3 separate regions of the Homo sapiens genome follow, and all the other regions are linked to region 3. The links are chromatin loops, found by intact Hi-C in ENCODE. Cell type or tissue: A673. All regions are shown on one strand. Region 1 overlaps TRA2A (transformer 2 alpha homolog). Region 2 overlaps GPNMB (glycoprotein nmb). Region 3 overlaps IGF2BP3 (insulin like growth factor 2 mRNA binding protein 3).

Region 1 (2,500 bases), 90 kb after region 3:
TGGGCAAGAGAGCAAGACTCCATCTCAAAAAACAAACAAACAAACAAACTCTTCAACAGTCTCTACTTTTTTTCAGCTCAATAATAACCCATTGTTGATACTGCTAACTGTCCTCAGTAATTCCCTACTTGAACCAGATCACCCATTTTCTGTTAACTAAGTAATCAAGCAAAATTTTTTTGCACGATTTTACAAAGTGAGGATATGGAATACAGGAATAAAACTAATGAGGAAAGACCTTATGAAACACAATAGGTGAACAATAACGCTAGAAGAGTTGATATTTCCCATTTTAGCTAGCACCAATTTACAGTTCCAATTTTTAAAATGAAGAAAAAAAAGTAAGAAAATCCTTAATTTAAAACATCAATTATTACTTTTAAACAGCAATGAAAGTGAGACAATAAAATTCTTCCAGCTGGGCGCAGTGGCTCACGCCTGTAATCCCAACACTTTGGGAGGCCGAGGTGGGCGGATCACCTGAGGCAGGAGTACAAGACCAGCCTGGCCAACATGGTGAAACCTCGTTTCTACTAAAAATACAAAAAATTAGCCAGGTGCCTGTGATCCCAGCTACTCGGGAGGCTGAGGCAGGAGAACTGCTTGAACCCGGGAGGTGGAGGTTGCAGTGAGCCAAGATCGTGCCACTGCACTGCAGGCTGGGCAACAGAGCGAGACTCCATCTCAAAACAAAAACAAAAACAAACAAGAAACTCTTCAGGAGTCTCTATTTTTTTTAAATCAGACAGTGACAACATAAAAAAATTAAGAGTAAGGGAATAATGGATATGTGAATAACAATGTTCTCAGGTGACAAATGAAATGAGACAGGAGAAAAACGTTCTAGGTTGAAGGTGGCAAATGCAAAGGCCCTAAGGCAAAAACATGCTCCTTTCTATTTCTAAGCTCAAATTCTAGCCAGTGCTATTCTGCACATAATAAATTTAATAACTGAGTAGTAAGTAATCAAGCACCGGGCTAGACCCTTGCTGTAACAGAAAACAGTATGGTTGCTAACCCCAAGAAAAGGACAGCCTTTTAACTGATTTTTCTGTCTCATGCCCCTTTGCAAGTAGACTATTCAAAGACATAAAATCTATCCCTCCACCCAAGAAATGACAAGGACGTAAGCTAACTGGTCAGGCTGTTTTAAATTTTTTTTTTTTTTTTTTTTTTTTAAAAAGAAAGAGTCTCTCTGTCACCCAGGGTGGAGTGCACTGGCGCCATCTCTTGGTTCACTGCAACCTCCGCCTCCTGGGTTCAAGCGATTCTCCTGCCTAAGCCTCCCAGGTAGCTGGGACTACAGGTGCCCGCCACCCCGCCCAGCTAATTTTTGTATTTGTAGTAGAGGCAGGGTTTCACCATGTTGCCCAGGCTGGTCTAAAACTCCTGACCTCAAGTTATCTACCCACCTCGGCTTCCCAAAGTGTTGGTATTACAGGTGTGAGCCACTGCACCCAGCCTGTCTTAAAACTTTTTATCCCACCTCAGTACACCTGGGGCATTTGACAGTGAACTTTGCATTGGTTCACTATTGCGTTTCTGTTATCCATGGTGGTGGGACTCCAAATCAGCTAAGGACTTTTCCGCCCAATTACATCTCACCAGAGCTCTACGCTGGACAGAGTCAGAATCTTCAGATAAAAATGTAGCTGGAATGTAAATCCTAAAAATGCTTCTCAATCGTTCTGACCAACCAGCATAGCATACACACATCAACTTTCTCTGCATTAAATTACATGTGAGACTCCAATGCAGAAAACCGCCTTTTTGTTGTGCAAATATTGTTGGCATAGAAACCAGACACTAATTATCAAATGCCAAACACATTTAAATTGATGGCTATATACACATAATTTGTACTGGTTGCAACTATCCAATATATTAATTGGGCTGGGAGATGATTTTAGTATTGATTTCTTATTTTTTCAGAGATAGGGTCTCCCTGGCACCCAGGCTGTGGTGCAGTGGTGCAATCAATGCAGCCTGGAACTCCTGGGCTCAAGCCATACTTCCAAGTCTTTGTCTGGGATATAGTATTCATTTACAAAGAGCAGTCTGAGAAAAACTATAATTTTGAGTCTTTCGTGAAATTTCTACACAAAATGCAGCCAACAACTGCTTTGTCCTCAAAAACCCCAGAAGAATATTTTAAGTATTATCTTAAACACACTTACCTGGATTTTGATCTTGATCGAGAATGGGATTCAGAGTGTTTGGAAACCCTTGATGGACTACGAGATCCTGACCTGCTCTCCGATTTTACACGAGCAGGAGTTCCCGTTGGAGATTTTGACTGAGAGCGAGACTCCTAACAAAGAAGACAGTATTACAAATGGCACTGGTCATGTAGATGCCTAACACCTAACATTTAAAGTACCGTAATTATTTATATTGATTGCTCCTGAAAAACAAATGGTTAGACAACACCCTCCAGAAAAAATTTCAGCTCAATAATAACCCACTGTTAATACTGCTAACTGTCCTCAATAATTCCCTA
Region 2 (2,500 bases), 170 kb before region 3:
GTTTCCACCAATCATACTGTGAATCACACGTATGTGCTCAATGGAACCTTCAGCCTTAACCTCACTGTGAAAGCTGCAGCACCAGGACCTTGTCCGCCACCGCCACCACCACCCAGACCTTCAAAACCCACCCCTTCTTTAGGTAAGGTTTCGCAGTGATCTTTGAGGGAGGCTCCTTAATGGCTAACAAAATATTCACGCAGGTCATATTATTAAATCCCTCCTTAAGGGGATATTGTAAGGACTCTGCGGTGATTCCATTTTCTACCTGTTGATTTTTTAAAGCAAAGTTATCACCATTTTACACCTATAGAACACAGAAGAAGGAAGAATGTATGTAAAGTCACTTTGCAAATAGAATTCAGTGACTTGTAGAAAGTTCTTTGACCCTCCTCATTTGCACTGGTCCCTGCTATGTGTACACACTCTCCCCTCTTCTAACCTGTCACATTTTTGTTTATCTCCCATTTTTTATGGCTATGAGAAGGCACACTGGCTCCTTATACGATCAGGTCATTTCTATGTTCCTTCCTCTCCCCCACTAATTTCTTTCCCTACCCTGCCCACACCTACCCAGTGTCCATGAAAACACAGCTGTACTTGAAAGCAATTTCCAAATGGTCCAAGAAAGAATGTAGCTTGAGAGTATGTCTGGGTTAGCAAGCTGCAGTGACTCCTGACATTAAAATTGTGCTGCATCGTATGTTTATTGCGGCACTATTCACAATAGCAAAGACTTGGAATGAACCCAAATGTCCATCAATGATAGACTGGATTAAGAAAATGTGGCACATATACACCATAGAATACTATGCAGTCATAAAAAAGGATGAGTTCATGTCCTTTGTAGGAACATGGATGAAGCTGGAAACCATCATTCTGAGCAAACTATCACAAGGACAGAAAACCAAACGCCGCATGTTCTCATTCACAGGTGGGAACTGAACAATGAGAACACTTGGACACAGGGCGGGGAACATCACACACCAGGGCCTGTCGGGGGGTAGGGGTAGGGAGGCGGGATGGCATTAACAGAAATACCTATTGTAAATGACGAGTTAATGGGTGCAGCACACCAACATGGCACATGTATACATATGTAACAAACCTGCACTTTGTGCACATGTACCCTAGAACTTAAAGTAAAATTTAAAAAAAAGAGAAAAATAAATAAAAATAAAACTGTGCTGCATTTAAGGCATGATTAATTCAATACCACCCTATATTAATAGTCTGGGGACATTCAAGAAGTCCTTAAGAGTCCACTTTGGGTAGCACTGGCTTCCATCTGATTCCCCACGCTACCCCATGCCATCACCACCCTTTTCCCACTGGGCCAGTTGCACTCAGCACCCCAGGATCCTGGGGATAGCAATAGGCTGACATCCTCTCACTGGTCACAAGAGGGCGCCAGGGACCAAGCCCACGACGGTCCATCATGACGTCTGGGGCTTCTTGTTTTTACAAAATCCTGTTTGTTATAAATTATAAAGTTTTACAATAAGATGTTAGTAATAAAATGAGAGCTTGTTAAATCAAGCATATCTAAGTCAAGACAACACAAGTTATCACTGATTTCGATTATCTCAAAAATGTTTTAAATTACAAAGTTTATGCATGTTCCTTAGTAAAAATTAAAACAATGTAGATGTCTAGAGTAAAAAGCAAAAGTCCCCACTCGTACTCTCCTCCCAAGAGTTAAACCCTGTTAATAATTGGGAGGATTTCTTTCCAGATATTTTTCTATGCATTTATAAACATATACTATATATACACATAAGGTTTGTTTTGGTTGTGTAAATGGGTTCATTTACACAAGAGGGCTATTCATATTGTTTTACAATTTGCTCTTTTTCTAATTTAACAAACATTATAGACATCTTTCCACTGTTAATACATATAAGTCTATCTCACTTTATCCAGTGGCTGCATAGTGTTTCATAGAATGTATGTACTGTCATTTATTTCACCATTCTCTTTTTTTTTTTTTTTTTTTTTTTTTTTTGAGACAGCGTCTTGCTCTAACACCCAGGCTGGAGTGCAGTGGCACAATCTTGGCTCACTGCAACCTCCACCTCCTGGACTCAAGTGATCCTTCTGCCTCAGCCTCCCAAGTGGCTGTGGCTACAGGCATACACAACCACACCCAGCTAATTTTTTTATTTTTTAGTAGAGATGGGGTTTCGCCGTGTTGCCCAGGCTGGTCTCCAACTCTTGAGCACAGGTGATCTACCCACCCCAGCCTTCCAAAGTGCTGGGATTATAAGCGTGAGGCACTGTGCCCGGCCCACCATTCTCTTATTGATGGATGATTAGATTAATCCTAATTCCAACTACAATTATAACTGTATTGAACAACTTTAAATATACAGCTTCATTCTAGTAATCCTTTAGGAGAAGCAATTTTTTTTATCTACAACTATTAATGATCTTCTTTACAAATAAGAGGACCAGGTATAAAATTCAAAATAAATTACAGATGCTTTTAATATTTAAGTTC
Region 3 (2,500 bases):
CCCTCAGAGTTGGCATTTTACAGATTAGGAAACAAAGGCAGAAGTAATTTAATTTGTCTGAATACACACACAGCTACTGTGTGGCAGGGTCAGCATATGTATTTGAGCATTCTGGCCACAGATTCTATCCTCCTAACCATACTCTAGTCGGTCTTACTGATTTCACTTATAATCCAACCAACAGCATAACCATACCAAATAACTTCACAAAAAAGTATAGATTGCACATGAAATTCAAAAGATAAAAATATATGCTAATCCTAAGCAATATTTTCCCTTTACACCTTAGCTTTAAACCACAATAACTTACATATGGCGACTCAATATTGAAATTAAGTGGACAAGCTTACATATTAATACCAAGAAAGAAGGAAGAGAGGAAAGGCAACTATGAGGAAAACACAACTACTCAGTTGTCTCAAGCATTACAAAGATTATATACATAGGCACCTCAGGTACTTCTGAAGCTAGTCATATCAAGTCAAGTCCCAATGCAAGACACAAAACTGTATTAGACCTGCAACCTTTCATCCAAATTACCTGTAAGTCCTGGATGCACCTTTAACTTATTCCTCTGGAAAAGGCTCTGTCTCAGCCCCTTCCTTCTACCAATGCTTACATACAAATCAAGTGGGAATCACTGCTTCCCTGCTTTATAAGACAGATACTGACATAATGCTGCTAACACCAGCTGATGACAGAAGGAGAAAACCAAGTCTAACTTGTAACATGTTCTTCTTTGCCTCTTTTTTTTTTTTTTTTTGAGATGGAATCTCGCTGTCACCCAGGCTGGAGTGCAGTGGCACGATCTCGGCTCACTGCAACCTCCACCTCCCGGGTTCAAGCGATTCTCCTGCCTCAGCTTCCTCAGTAGCTGGGATTACAGGCGCGCGCCACCATGCCCAGTTAATTTTTTGTATTTTTAGTAGAGACGGGGTTTCACCATGCTGGCCAGGCTGGTCTCGAACTCCTGACCTCGTGATCCGCCCGCCTCGGCGGGATTACAGGCAGGAGCCACCGCGCCCAGCTGCCTTATTTCTTATGCAAAAAAACTGGAACACAAGGTTCGGATTTGGACTGGTATTTTCAAGTAAAAAGCCAAGCCTTATGGCTCAAAGCAGTCTAGCATGGGCTTTCCAACCCGCCACTTGGTGGCACTCTGTACCGGCTGCAAATTTTCATTCCAGCTGTGCCGAACTAAACCTATGTCCAAAGAGGACTTCATTCAGCCTGGCTAATTTCAATATGGCTATACTGTAATTACACCTATTCTTTCTTGGTTTATACAGTTAAGAATCAGCTCTTTAAAAGGTCAACCTCAATTTTCAAGAAGTTTAATACTGTACTCCAAGCAAATACTTGGGAAAATGATCAGTCTTACATTCCTGGTCTATATGTCAACTGGCATAACTCTGCCTCATTGCTGACTTGGCAGTGTCTTATCCTCTAACTCAAGAATTATCTTTCTTACATCATTTCCTTAGGTAAAGTTGTAACACGCTCAAAGGCTTAGCTGTCTGTAAATAGGGAGAACTAGGAAGAACTTAGAGGTCCAGGAAAAAGGGATTCAATTACAATACACAGAATGAAATCTCATGGAGATATTATAAATATGAAAGAATATTTAATGAAGACATGCGCTTATGACACTGTTCACTGAAAAAAGTGCATCACTAAAAGAGAACATGGAATATGATCTCATTTTAAAATACGTGGTTTTATCACAAAAAGAACATTCCAACCAGGAACAAAATGTACATATCTGTACATACACACATACACATGAACATTAACAGAAGTAAGGAAGAGAGAGCATTACGATACTGACCGTGATGAGCACTGGCTGGTAGAATCATCTGCAGTTTTCCATTTCTTCTAGCTTTTGTGTTTTATAAAATGAACTTTACTAGTTGTTGAGGGAAAAATAAGCTATTGTTTCTAGCCAGCAGCATAATATCAGAATGAACCAAGAGGAAAACAATTCTAGATTCTAACAGTTCTAACTAGTTCTGTGACATCAGTTCTCCATCCCCCTATAAAATTCCTATAGATTTTATAGTTTAGCAGAAGAAACTAGATACTTTAGGTCAGTCTTAAATAAGTATCTGTAAAAGTGGAAAGGAGGAAACATAACTTAGGAGTAACACAGGTAGACCCAGGTCAAAAATCCCTATGAAAGATGGCATTGCATCTAGTGGATTAACAGAGGGTCACAGGTACACTAAAGAAAAGCATACTTCCTGCAACAGTTAAAAAGAATGCCAGATTCTAGTGAACTGAACAGGAGGAAGGAAGGGGGAAAAAAAAAAGATTACAAGGTCCCCTACACCGTAAAATAAAGAGATGTCCTTCAATTATGGTCCGAGAACCACCTATGTTAGAATCACCACAAGGGACTAACTAAAATGCAGATTCCAGGGCCCCAAAACAGACTTAAATCGTAATTTCTGGGGGTGGGGCAGGGGAACTTGGCCCCTCCCCCGCCAACCCACACACACAC

Evidence for each region. Hi-C counts contacts between places; a loop is a spot of excess contacts. Peaks named below come from ENCODE experiments on the same cell type or tissue, not always from the same donor. Only the 100,000 strongest peaks of a DNase experiment are listed, where the experiment ranks them.
Region 1: it touches region 3 in a loop (5-fold over the local background); 13 of 110 quality-filtered maps call a loop at or near these places.
Region 2: a loop joins it to region 3, with 2.9 times the contacts of the local background. A loop is called at or near these places in 8 of 110 quality-filtered maps.

What each region holds. Positions count from the first base shown.
Region 1 is chr7:23,519,530-23,522,029 of GRCh38, forward strand. It overlaps TRA2A (transformer 2 alpha homolog), which reads right to left. Exons shown (of 8, transcript NM_013293.5): 2 at 2,178-2,311. Among named protein-coding and RNA genes, the nearest start is that of TRA2A, 11 kb to the right of the region's middle. In A673, CTCF peaks have their summits at 1,224 (motif pointing left) and 1,423; no DNase peak of the experiment used is centred here.
Region 2 is chr7:23,260,632-23,263,131 of GRCh38, forward strand. It overlaps GPNMB (glycoprotein nmb), which reads left to right. Exons shown (of 11, transcript NM_002510.3): 6 at 1-142. Among named protein-coding and RNA genes, the nearest start is that of GPNMB, 15 kb to the left of the region's middle. In A673, a CTCF peak has its summit at 1,420 (motif pointing right); a DNase peak (open chromatin) is centred at 1,400.
Region 3 is chr7:23,429,341-23,431,840 of GRCh38, forward strand. The region is part of intron 2 of IGF2BP3 (insulin like growth factor 2 mRNA binding protein 3); the gene reads right to left. Among named protein-coding and RNA genes, the nearest start is that of SNORD65C, 34 kb to the left of the region's middle. In A673, a CTCF peak has its summit at 1,139 (motif pointing right); DNase peaks (open chromatin) are centred at 1,161 and 1,431; H3K4me3 peaks cover 659 bases; H3K27ac peaks cover 2,500 bases.